Linked DNA regions of Homo sapiens: region 1 is linked to region 2. A link is a loop called in an ENCODE intact Hi-C map of the cell type or tissue named here. Cell type or tissue: ascending aorta. All regions are shown on one strand.

The links. A loop is a pair of places that touch in the nucleus more often than their neighbours do. Peaks named below come from ENCODE experiments on the same cell type or tissue, not always from the same donor. Only the 100,000 strongest peaks of a DNase experiment are listed, where the experiment ranks them.
Region 1: it touches region 2 in a loop (4-fold over the local background); 1 of 110 quality-filtered maps calls a loop at or near these places.

Annotation. Positions count from the first base shown.
Region 1 is chr16:19,752,962-19,755,461 of GRCh38, reverse strand. The region is part of intron 4 of IQCK (IQ motif containing K); the gene reads right to left. Among named protein-coding and RNA genes, the nearest start is that of IQCK-AS1, 12 kb to the left of the region's middle. In ascending aorta, no CTCF peak of the experiment used is centred here; a DNase peak (open chromatin) is centred at 1,331; H3K27ac peaks cover 2,220 bases.
Region 2 is chr16:19,644,005-19,646,504 of GRCh38, reverse strand. VPS35L (VPS35 endosomal protein sorting factor like) reads right to left here. Exons shown (of 31, transcript NM_020314.7): 23 at 1,556-1,619. Among named protein-coding and RNA genes, the nearest start is that of KNOP1, 73 kb to the left of the region's middle. In ascending aorta, no CTCF peak of the experiment used is centred here; DNase peaks (open chromatin) are centred at 684 and 1,334; H3K4me3 peaks cover 548 bases; H3K27ac peaks cover 1,624 bases.

The sequences.
Region 1 (2,500 bases), 110 kb before region 2:
GCTACAGTCTGCCTGTTCTCTCTGCAGTGTGACATCCCACCTCCCCAGATGGGAGAATCTGATAGGACTAGTTGGATACTCCCAAGAGAGACCATCTCTGTTGGGTGGACCATTTCACAGTCATTTGCCATCTAAGAGTGGCTGCCCAAGGGCCTGATCCATATTCCTGGTTCAATCACTTGTATTCAGGGTGATGGAGACATGGATAAAATAGGGACAAAGAACAGCAGTTAAGGACTGTGGATGTGGCATACACATAGAACATCACAGCCTCCTTTCCCACGTATTTTCCACAATACATTTCCAGATACCCGATAATTCCCATACACGATGAAACCATCCGTAACTATGATCCCAGAAATAAGCATACACTTGGCCTATAACCAGATGCCAAAATATTTATAGCAAACTGCAAACAGGTATTCACATTTTTTTTTCCATTGAGAAGGCATTTCATTAGAGAAAAATAATACTTCTCTAAAGAAGTTCAAAAAATGCACTAATAACATTGACCAAGACCTCCAGCCCAGGCCACAGGGTCATTTCAGAAAGTGTTTTGGCTGAAAAGGGATCATGCTAAAATAATTCTACCACACCTTTCCTGCCAGAATCTATTGTTTCCACTCCTTAGAAATTTTTTCGAACAAAAGCTGATGGTATTACTAATTTTCCTTATTGGTCAAGACCAGGAAATAGAGTTTCTTCCCTCACTGACCAAAGCCCTTGTACTTTTAAAAGGATATTCAGGTTTTTAATTATAAGAAGGAAAATAACTACAATGAATGACTATGAGATGGGCAAGGAATGTAAAAAGAAAAAAAAAAGAAAGAGAAAAAAATTCTGTAATTTTACAGAATTATTCGTAGTAGCAAATTTTTGTGTCGTGAGATCATCAAAGAACTTGTCAGGAGTTAGAAACAGTTTCCTGATACCAACTATGGTCTACAATAGTCTTCACTGTAATGGAATTTGATAAGCAACCAAAAGCCGAAAGGGAAAATTTTACGTTACATGGAGTAAGATAGGAGAAGAGGCGGTCTTATGGCCTCTACCCAGAGTCCACATTTAATCCATATTTAAAGCTGACATAAAATTTATTTTCAGCCATCGTTTTACTCATGCACAAAACTGATTTCTTTCCAAATTAAGCAAAGTGCATTGTTCCAGTCTGACTCTGTTCAACAAACATTTACTTACTGTGTGCACGCCCTGTGTTAAACACAAGAGATAAAGAAAATGAGTAAGGCACGGCCCCAGTGTGGTTATTAAATGCCCCCAAACTGCCACCCTGCAGCTCCTGACCTGGGTAGTAAGTGACAGTAGGTGCAGATGGTTAACTCCGTCTCAGCTCCAGGTGTGAACCCTGATAAGGCAGGTGAGATAATCCCACCTCACCCCACCTAGACCTGAGCCAATCTGGTCCACATTTATCCTGGCCAAAGGGATGCACTGAATCAGGAATGGGCATGTGACCCACTTCAGAGTGATGAGATGTCAGGGGAGGTGTGCTGGAGCTTCTGGGAAGTTAATTTCCTTTGCTTTCCTGAAAGAGTTTGTTGTCCCCCTTCTGTTTGATGTAGTAGGTGGATACAAAGCCGAGGCAGTGGTCGCAGCTGTTTTGCCAATCCAAAGGAAGCCAGCCCGGGATAAAGCTGACTCTGCTAGAGGCCAAGCAGAGAGGCAGGAGAGAACCAAGTCCTCCTCAGTTATATCACAGAGTTCCTGAATCAAACCAACCCTGAAGCCTTCCCTCTCTACCTTGGGGCCTTCTAGTTTCCTGAGCCAATAAATCCTCTGTATTATTTAAGTCAGTTTCCTGCTAGTTGCAACATAATGCACCCTAACCAAGATACGTGCTCAGTATCCCTTCCATCTTATTTTGGTAACAGCACCCTGAGTTCCTTTCAGGAATCCATCTTTCCCCAGCAAAAACTATGGGCTTTGGATGCCTAACAGGCCACTAAATCACAATTCCCCTAGTTCCAAGGACCTATTCCAAAGCAGGTATGTTTATTTATTTATTTATTTTATTTTTAGAGACAAGGTCTTGCTCTGTCACCTAGGCTGGAGTGTAATGGCATGATCATAGTTCACTGCAGCCTTGAATTCCTAGGCTCAAGGGATCTTCCTGCCTCAGCTTCCTGAGTAGCTAGGACTACAGGCACATGCCACCTGTAATGCTCAGGTAATTTTCAAAAATTTTTTTTTTTTTTTGTAGAGATAGGGGTTTTGCTATGTTGCCCAGGCTGGTCTCCTGGGTTCAAGCAATTCTTCTGCCTTGGCATCTCGAAATGTCTGGGATTACAGGCATGAGACACTATGCCCAGCCCAAATTACTCAGACAATTGACCCGAGTTGGCTCAATTAGAGAGAAACTCTGGGAGAGACTCTCTCTCTCTCTCTCTCTCTGCTACACTTGAGCCTTATAGGACATAGGCTGGTGCCACAAAATGAGGGCTCATTTGAGGGTGGAGCCAACCCAGACGAAGCAGTCAAGAGA
Region 2 (2,500 bases):
TAGCAGAGACAGGGTTTCACCATGTTGGTGAGGCTGGTCTCGACCTGACCGCAGGTGATCCACCTGCCTCAGCCTCCCAAAGTGCTGGGATTACAGATGTGAGCCACCGCGCCTGGCCTCACTGTGTGATTTCTAAGCCTTGGCCTTAAAATGCCTTGCTGCTTCTGTCTGTGCCTTCATAGAAGGCAGCACCAAGTAAGAGAGCTCAACTGGAATCACTGACTGAGAACAGTGGTGAGAAAGAGAGGACATGGAAGAAAACCAAGATGCCCCAGCCCATATCCAGCACCAAAACCCTGGAGAAGGGAACAAGGCCACTGTGGATCCTCCAGCCCAATCGTGCCACGCCAGTGCCACACCACACTCCCTGTAGCAGCCTGGTTACCAAGCTGATCCGCAGAGTTTGAGAACTAATAAAAAACTCATGCTGGGCGCAGTGGCTCAGGCCTGTAATCCCAACACTGTGGGAGGCCAAGGCTGGAGGATTGTTTGAAACCAGGAGTTGGAAACCCCTGTCTCGACCCCCCCAAAAAAAACAGCAAAAAAAAGCCCTGTTATTTAAAGCCACTAAGTTTTGGGATGAGCTGTTACTCAGCAGTAGATAAGTAAAACAGATGGGGAGTGGATATCTGGCGTTTTGCCTGCCCGGCATAGTTTCCATCACCGTCTGATGATCTGCATCAGCTGCTTCAGGACACACCTTCTTTCCACTCTCGGCCCTCCTGACTCAGGTCACCCAGGTGTGCTTGGGGCCACGACCCATGTTAATCCAAAGAGACTCAATCCCAGGACTTTGCTGGAATCCCACCTGCTGGGCTGCAGAGCTGGGGGGGATGGAAACCTGGAGCTCTGGTGGGGCAAGCCCAGCTGAGCCGGAGGCCAACAGGGCAGAGCCCAGGGCTAAAGACAGACAGGGGGCTGGGTGCAGTGGCTCACGCCTGTAATCCCAGCACTTTGGGAGGCCGAGGCGGGCGGATTACGAGGTCAGCAGATCGAGACCATCCTGGCTAACACAGTGAAACCCCGTCTCTACTAAAAATACAAAAAATTAGCCGGGCGTGGTGCCGGGCGCCTGTAGTCCCAGCTACTCGGGAGGCTGAGGCAGGAGAATGGCGTGAACCCGGGAGGCGGAGCTTGCAGTGAGCTGAGATCGCGCCACTGCACTCCAGCCTGGGCGACAGAGCGAGACTCCATCTCAAAAAAAAAAAAAAAAAGAAAAAAGACAGGGAAGGCAGGTCCTGATGACATCCCGGAGACCCTGAGCCCGGCTGCTGCTTTGGAGAGTTCCAGCCCCTGGACTTTTTGTCACATGAGCCAAGAAATCCCTCCTCCCATCACCCTCCCGCCCCCCACCTTTTTCCTCTTAAGCCAGTTTGTCTTGGCTCTCTTTGCCCCCAGGGGAGTCCTGGCTAATGTAAGATGTTTTCTAATTTCATTTTATCTCACTAAGAATGAAAAGCACCAGAGAACATAATGTTAACTGCTTTCGCCAACATAAGGATAAACAATTACATCACACTTCCAAGTGCACTGAAACTTCTTCCCTAATACTTACCATTTTTATAAATCCATTAATCAAATATGACAGCATTCTTTTCTCATCCTCAAGAGTGAGTGCACTAAAATCAATAATTGTACATAATTAACACGGAGGTAATAGATGAAAGTTTCTAAAGAAAAAAATACACAAGGGGTAAGTAATTTAACAGGTAAGAACATTTTGCATTTTCTAGATTTAAAAAACTGCCAACAGGCTGCTTATTTTTCCTTTGATAAAAATACATAATCACAATTAACATAATTTAAATATGTTTCTCATCTCCCTCAAATATGCTGTTCTCAAGATAGATTTATTAACAAGAAAAGAAAAGGTAACTTTCACTTCTTTGGAACTTGGGCAGCAAGGTCTAATGTCAAATTTTGTATTTCAGGGAAATTTCATTGAATATTTTATTTAAAAAATCTCCAGCGGGGTGTGCTGGTTCACACCTGTAATCCCAGCACTTAGGAAGGCAGAGGTAGCAGGTTCGTTTGAGCCTAGGAGTTGGAGATCAACCTGGGCAACATGACGAGACCCCGTTCTCCCCAAAAAGGAAACAGAAATATTTCCAATGTACAGCAAAGTTGAAAGAATTTTCCAGTAAACACCCATACACCATCGAAATCCTGCCATCACCATTTTACTTGTTTTACACATAATTATCCATTCCCCTCTCCATCCATCAATCCATCTTATTTTTTTGATACATTGTAAAGTAAATCTCAGGTCTCAGTTGCTTCTATTTAATAGAAAATGTAACACAAATATAAATAAGAAAAAGTCATTACAGTTTTGATTATACTTGGATAGTTAAATAAATAGTTATTTGGGGAATAAATAGTTCCCCAAAGTTATTTAAAAAAAAAATTTTTAAGAGCCCAGAGAAAACAGGAGTCAAGGTTTTTGTTTGTTGGTTTGTTCTCGGAGAAAATGTTTTGGCAAAGATTGCCCACTGTCCTT